Linked DNA regions of Homo sapiens: region 2 is linked to region 1. The links are chromatin loops, found by intact Hi-C in ENCODE. Cell type or tissue: OCI-LY7. All regions are shown on one strand.

The links. A loop is a pair of places that touch in the nucleus more often than their neighbours do. Peaks named below come from ENCODE experiments on the same cell type or tissue, not always from the same donor. Only the 100,000 strongest peaks of a DNase experiment are listed, where the experiment ranks them.
Region 2: it touches region 1 in a loop (2.8-fold over the local background); 1 of 110 quality-filtered maps calls a loop at or near these places.

The regions. Positions count from the first base shown.
Region 1 is chr13:62,318,071-62,322,070 of GRCh38, forward strand. LINC01074 (long intergenic non-protein coding RNA 1074) reads left to right here and starts at 3,235. Exons shown (of 2, transcript NR_149075.1): 1 at 3,235-3,316; 2 at 3,856-4,000. In OCI-LY7, CTCF peaks have their summits at 2,249 (motif pointing right) and 2,456; a DNase peak (open chromatin) is centred at 2,271.
Region 2 is chr13:62,638,239-62,642,238 of GRCh38, forward strand. No RefSeq gene overlaps it. Among named protein-coding and RNA genes, the nearest start is that of LINC00448, 160 kb to the right of the region's middle. In OCI-LY7, no CTCF peak of the experiment used is centred here; a DNase peak (open chromatin) is centred at 1,663.

The DNA of each region.
Region 1 (4,000 bases):
CCTCTGACTTTTAAAAAGCATTGCCTTTTTAGACTAGCAGGAAAAATAGGCTGTGGAAATAGAGTACTTCTCACTCCTGATTTGAATTTACTTGGTAGAAAGCTAGGACTCATTTAGTTGCTATGGAATTGACATTTGACTAGTATTATTTGTTATTGTAACTCGATTTAAAATAAAACTATAGCTCTTCAGTCCAGCATGTTTCAGCAACAAACATATTCTTTGTCTTTTCAGTTGGTATAATCAGTTAAACTTGTCAGTTCACCCATTTCTGTTTCTGATCTGTATCTTATGGCATATTATATACTACATATCTCTATCACAGGGCATTTGGTGAACTTAGAGAACATTAGGTCCTATTTTGTCTTAGGTGTTTTCCTAAATGTATTATCATTAAGAGTTTCCAACTCTTAAGCTGAAAAGCAATCAAGTTATCTGTTTGCAGTGGAATCTTTTAACTTATATTTCATACTTAGTCCCTAAAGAATGCTCTTAAGAATCATAATAGCAAGTATCCATTTATCACTACTCTAAATCAATTGCTAATTAACTCCACAAGGTATAGACAGATTTATCTTTAGCCTTATGTTTATTATGAAAGTTTTACGACTTACAAACTGCCATGGTATTTACAGCAATCTTTTTCTCTTATTAGTCTATTTCCTTTTTGTTCTCCTAGTAATGCATTCTATGTAAGGTAACTGAGTCATAGGAGCTTTGAAAATAAGAAATTAACAATATTGTTAAGGATAAAAAAAAGTTTCTGATTTTTCCTGTTTCAAATATTGGTAATCTATTTTTTGTTATATTGGGTGAATATCATGAAATATTTATATGTATTGACATTACTCATTTGCAATGCTAATTAAAAATATGTTATTATATGAAACTATGAACACACAAAATGATCATATGTAGACTAAAAAATGACTTTTTTTATTATACATAAAGACTGCATTTATACTTCTTATATAATTAGGGTCCTGAGAGCTAGTTAATAAATGCTGCAAATCTTTTAATTTTCTATTTTAAATAATGGCCCAATTCCCACTCATTTATTATCAACATGAAAAGATGATTAAAAATTAAAACTCTTGACATTCTCCAATTTTTATCACCTAGGACTGTCTTGAAGTATTTAAACAACAGAGAATGACCAAGATATTATTAGAGGTTGACATTTTGTAGATTTTGTATTTTGGGCTTGTTTGATCAATTTAGAATTTATCTTAAATTTTTAATGAAATTTTTTTTCTGTACCACTTGCTGTTTGCATTCATATGTACTTCTAAAGATATATTATCAATTTAGATTGTCATTTAAAAAACAAAACTAAAACTAAAACCCTCAAAGTCATGTGCCTATAACTGTTTATCATAATTCCATTTCAAATAAAAATGCTTGATGATAAAAATGAAAATTTAAATATCGAATAAAATATAACTATGTACTGAATTTGATGACACAAGGGGAAGTAAAGTAGAACATGGTTGACCATATGACTTTTATTTTATTTTAAAATATTTTTATTCCTAAACAAGGCCTTAATATAAGAATGTCCCCATCCTTCTTCTATCCTAATGATAGCCACCAATTTTTTATCTATCAGAATATTATTTTCTGTGCATGTTTAAATATACAGAAATGAATATTGACTTAGACATAAATGGTACGTCTTTTCTAATTTTTAAAGTGATATCAAAAATATTTTATACAGCCTCATAACATGCACGTCTTGTGATTTTTCAATAAATTTTACCTTCATTCTTTGTAAAAGGAAAGCTTTATTATTGTAAATGCTAGTAATTACATATGTTTTGTCCAGTGTGCAACATTTTCTTATCTAGTTTTTCATCACTGAGTAAGCATTGGATTTATACAAACTTAAAATTTTATAATCTCTATTACTACTTTTTAACATGGCAGGTTATGATATAGTTAAGAAACTTCAAATTATTTATTTTCATTAGAGGTCATCTTTTCTCAAGAATGATTCAATGCAGTGCTAATGATTAGAAAAATTGATTATATTAGTATCTGAATGTGTTATATTGTCTTTAAATAATTATTTACTAGGATACTAATCTACTTCTGAGACTTGTGCTAAGGTGTTTTTATCATTATGAACTGAAAACTGGTCAAATATAGAATATTACTTTATCCTACTTTAAATTTAAATATTAATTGTGAAGTGTTTCATCCATTTCTTGTGACTAAGTAGGTTTCTATTTCCTGTGTAGTCAGTAGATGGCAGGCTTGTATCACATACAGTCTGAATTTAGTGTGGCATACTTATTTGTTATGGTAACATGAATACTCACTGATAAGTGTTTTCGTTGTCTTTGTGATAATGAAATACAAGAAAATAGCTCATATTTTATTTCTAAAACCAAATAAAATTATTTGTTGAATGAGCTTAAGAGCTATATAACTTGAAATCATACCTGTTATTGTCCTAATGATTTTTTGGTTTACATTTTTTAAAAATCACAGTCAGACAAACACTAACATTGGCAATTACAATAGGATTTTACTGCAATTCTAAAACTTGAAACATAAATATTAAACAATTTTAGAAAAAAGTACATCATAAAAATGAATCCACACAGAGTATATATATTTTTCAAATTTAACATAAAATACATAAGAAACAGCTTCCTTGTGAAAAATACATAATATGAATGCTCAAAATTTTTGAAAGTCTGTGTGAAACCTGTATGTTGCTATTGTTAATTCATTCAACCTGACAGTGCATACACAAAGGGTTGGTTTGAGGGAAGGTGTTATTTGATGTCTATGTCATTCAATAACATCACTTGATATGATATAGTACATCACATGGCATGTTTCTTATCAGCATGACAAAAGTAATCTCTTCCGCCAACTGTAGCATGTCTGAAAGACAGCAAATTATATCTGCCAAGATTAAATGCCTCTATACTAACGCTTATTTAAAATAAAATTACTTCTCAAAAAATCTCATTGCATAGGTTATGTTACTGTGAAAGACGGTAAATTTAGTAACAACATCATGTCCTAAATGTAACTCAGGAAGTGGCAATATTCTGTATTTATTTTTTCTTTTCCAAACGAAATGAGCTACAAAGCTAGGTGGATGCCAGAGGACATGAGCACAGATAGACAGATTTTCTGTGGACAATATTACTGTGCTCTAATACATTCTTTTTGTAATTATTCCAGGTCAAGATAGTGGCCAAAGAGGAAGTTATAAAGCAGACTAGGAAATTCTCCTAAATATATCTCCAACAGAGTAAACAAGAGATTAGGAAACTTGTCCTTCATTCAATTACACCTGGTAAACTTTTTACATTTCCCATTCTATTTTTTGCCTGTGATGTCTAAGTTGAATTACCTTTGCACAGACTTTGAGGAAAAATTTCCCTGTGTATTGCAAACTGACCTAACAATTATTAGTACAGAGAAAAGCTGAAATGATTTCCACAAGGCTGTTGGATCTTTTTATTACCTCTTTTGCTTGTTTGTTTGCTTATTTTGTGTGCTCTCCTGAAATTCAAAGTACTTGCTGGAAAAGACTACATATATCCACTCTCAGCAGACAGGGACTCAGAATTCAGCAATCCTGGTGTAGTAATCATCTTTGCCCTCTATTCACACAATACACATGTATTATTACTATTGCTGTTACTGTTTTTTATGATGTTTGGCTCAAAATTCATTTTATGTTCACTTTTCTGAAAGCTAGAAAAGTTAATATTCTTCTTTTCCAGTGAAAATCTTTAGTGGCTTTTTCCTGCCTAGAATCTAAAATAACTACAAATTTTGCCAAGCTGGTTTACTCTTTCAATAACTAACGCTATTTTTCTGTGTCCCCAGGCAGGTGAATGGGAGTGGAGCAGTAAGAGATGCTGCTTCCAGTAGTTTTCTACCTCTCAATCCTTGCTATTCAAAGTATGGTCCACAGTCCAGCAGCTTTGGCATCACCTGGGAACTTGATGGAAATGCAGATAAGTTCAAATTC
Region 2 (4,000 bases), 320 kb after region 1:
GCCAAGTCAATCACCAATACAGAAGCAGACTGCTGTGACCAAACGTGTTGGTATTTTCCCCACACACCAAGCTGCAGACACCAGCGGAGTGTCCTCCAATTCAATTGTCACACTATCTACCTAGAGATAGTGTCAGATCCCACATGTTGGGTGCTGAGTCCCCAAGATTGCCCCACTCCCTTTAGATGCTTGTCACAGGTCCAAGCCTCTGGAACTTCTGACCCACTGGTTTCAAGTTGGGGTTCCCATGAGCCCCTGTTTGGGTCGGATTAATTTGCTGGAGCAGTGCACAGAACTCAAGGAATCACTTACACTTACCAGTTTATTGTAAAGGATATGACAAAGGATACAGATGAAGTGACACACAGGGCAAGGTATGGGGGAAGGGGTGTGGACCTTCCATGCCCTCCCTGAGTACAGCATCCTCCAGAAACCACCATGTGTTCCACTTTGTAGAAGCTCCTCAAACCCAGGCCTCGGGCTCTTATGGAATCTTCATGATGTCAGCATTCCTTCTCCCAGATTGTAGGGTGGACTCCTCTCTGGAGAGGGTCTTAAGACCCACAGTCAGAAAGGCATGGGAAGTTTAGAGCCCTGCCTTTGGGCAAGTACAAGGAAGGTAAGAGCGAGATTCTGTTTCCTGAGTTCTAAAACAGCCAACATGATAACAAAAAACTTTAATAAGGGCTATGGGAGTTATAAACAAAAAACCATGAATGAAAACCAATATATATCATAACACCACATATATAAAAAATAAGAACAAACAGAACTATATATAACTGTTTGCACAAATTCATCTTGCTAATTTTCCAAATATTTAATAGTGTATATATTATTAAATCTAATATAAATGTTAATGTCTCAAAAACAGCTGTATGAACCCAGGAGCCAAAGCAAAACATTTCAAAACATTTTTCTCAGATTTTGTCACACGATCACTTATTATTTATGTTCTTGATACCAAAAATAATATATATTTATTTTATAATGCTAAATATTTCTGTCATATGTTATGACTATAGCAATGCATAACTACTTTTGGAATCTTAGTGTGATATTTACCTAGGTTAACAATAGAAAATAATATTTTCAACATACACTTTAGTCAATTTGAAATGCAGAAACTTTTTTAAATGAATATTATATCTAATTTGTACACTAATATATTAAATAGATATAATTCAGATATCTTTCACATACCAATTATACTTCACAATTATAGATCAAATCAAAGTTGTCTATTTATAATATTTGGAGTAAGTGAATAGTTTAACATATATTTAAAGAGTTCTGCTTCTTCCTCCATAGTCAAACAATTATTTCTAGCTATAACAATAAATAAATTGAGGCACTAATCATGTTTTATGATGATTATGATATAATTTGCTGTTATAAATACATGCAGTTATGATTTTTTTTCCAGGCCATAGAAGCACTCGAAAATTTACACAGACATATAAATATTAGCACATTTATTTTAAATTACTCAAATTTATAACTTACCAGATTTTTATTAAATTGATGCAAAAGTAATTGCGGTTTCTGCCAATAAAAGTAACGCCAAAAACAACAATTGCTTTTGCAGCAACCTAATATCATACAGGAAGAAAGCAGTGATACGTTGGATTCCACAAGGCCTGGTGTTCAACACCAACATTAACATGAATTACAGCATTCTTAGAAACAGGTGCTTTTAGTCACCTCAGGCTAAGATTGCACGTGTCCAGTGGGAAGTAAATCAAAGTTTTCTTAATAAAATATTGCACTGAAACACATATCTGTTAGAAGAAGTGAGTTATTTTATTAAACATGTCTATAGGAATTTAGGATGTTTTATGAAAGTTTTATACCAGTATATACTACAAACTTGGCAATAGTTCCATTTCCCCTTAGAAATGATTGGTCTAGCTATAAAAATCCCTCAAGTCAATTTCTGGTCTTCTATCATTTCCTAAAATTTCTGGGAATTAAGTTGTCTTTCATCAGGCTGACAGAAAACTAGACCTCTGGAAGGGGTATGGGTGTTCCTTTTTAGAAAGTAAGATTATCCTGATGAGTACACTCTAGACTTTCTGCTTTTCTCAAGTGTTACAGTGAAACCTCAAAGACTTCTATTCTGAGTTACTTCTTAAATCTTACATAAGATATGCAAGATAGAAAATTTATATACATTTAGAAAATATACAAATATTCTTTATTATATTGAAAATATTTTATATAGAGTCACTGAAATCTAATAAAATGCAAACATTCATTTGCTCAGCAAATTTATATTGAGTATTTATTAAGTGCCAGAAATATTTTAAGGACAGAAAATAGATTAGTTTATATAATGAAAAAAAATTTTTGTCCTCATGGGCAAATATATCTTGTCTCTTATGTTCTGTGTCAGGAATCTAGTAGCAGTTTACCTGTGTGATTTTGACTCTAGCTTTCAATGTTACTGCAGTCAAAACTAGTCAGGCAGGAATGCAGTCTTATGTGAAGGCTCACATGAGAATGAATCTTTTTTCAAGCTTATTAACATGGCTTTGGAAGGCCTCAGTTTCACATCTACTGTTAGTTCCTCACTGCATGTCTGTCTCTATAGGCTAATGGAGTATCCTAATAACATAGATGCTCACTTCTGTCAAATACTATTGGTCACATAAAAAGACTCTTGGAAAATGTGTAGAGACCACAAAAGGGTGTGAATTCAACTGGCTGGAGATCGTTGTGACCACTTTGGAGGTTGAATATCACAAGGGGTAAAGAATATTATTGCGGAATCCCATAGAAGGTTTTAAGTGGAGAAATAAATGTAATATATTTAAGTTATTGTTAAGAAGGAACAATCTGGCTATCATGTTAAAAATGGATTTAGTTAATAAACCTCTCTAACACGAAGTGTGCAAGCTCTGCTGTTCTACTACAGAGTAAAAGCAAAAGTTTATGTATACATATACACATACACACATATACATGTACACATACATGTACATATATACAAACAGGTATGCATATACACACATACAGGCATACGTATACATACAAACATAGATACATTTAAGCTTCTAGAAATGGCCCTAAGGATAAACAGCAAATCAAGAAACATTTCTTCAAGAAAATCTAGAAATATTTAATAAGAAAGATGATAGTCTGTGGCATTTGAACAAGACCACTTCTTTCTTCCCCACTCCCAGCTCAGTGAGGTGAAGACTGCATTCTAGATTGCTTCAAACAAGAACAGGGCTCCTTCTATACCCATTTTTCAGTTGGAGTGCTTTCTGTTTTAAATAATCAGGACTTGGCATTTCAAATCCTGCCTTAGATATCCAAACATAAGCCTAAGCCCAAGGTTGGTACAGTTGAGAGGTGAGAATTTCCACCTGCTGTCCATCTTCCACCTATGTACTAGAGGCTCTGCCTAGGGCATGGCATGCATAGAATAGTGGGGTCCTCCTTGACCTTGCCCCTGCTAATGCAGTGGCTATTCCATGCCATTAGAAATAAGCCAAGAGGACCTTGGGATGCTGCCTTCACACATCCACATGACTGAGTACTCAGTTTCTAGAACAGGGGGACACTCAGAGAAGTGTAGGCCATTTTCAATCCAGTTCCAGTGCCGTCTCTCAGTGATTTTTTTTCTCACTGAGGGGATAAGCAGGGCTTACAAAAGATAATTTCTTTTCCATTTCCAAGGGTACTGACTTCATTTGAAAGAGTTTGGGAAAATAGATTTGACCTGACAGTAGAAACAATTAGCAAACTTGAAGATAAATTCATTGAGATTATGCAAGCTGACAAATAGCACAAAGAATCTAAAAAATAAACAGAGCCTCAGAGAAGTGTGGGAAATCATCAAGCACACCAATTCACATGTAATAACAGTACCAGAAGGAAAGGAGAGAAAATAGAAACAAAAAAAATATCTTTAAAAAACAATGGCAAAAATATTCCCAAATTTATTGAAGGGCACTAATTCACACATTCCAGAAGCTCAACAAACTCCAAGTAG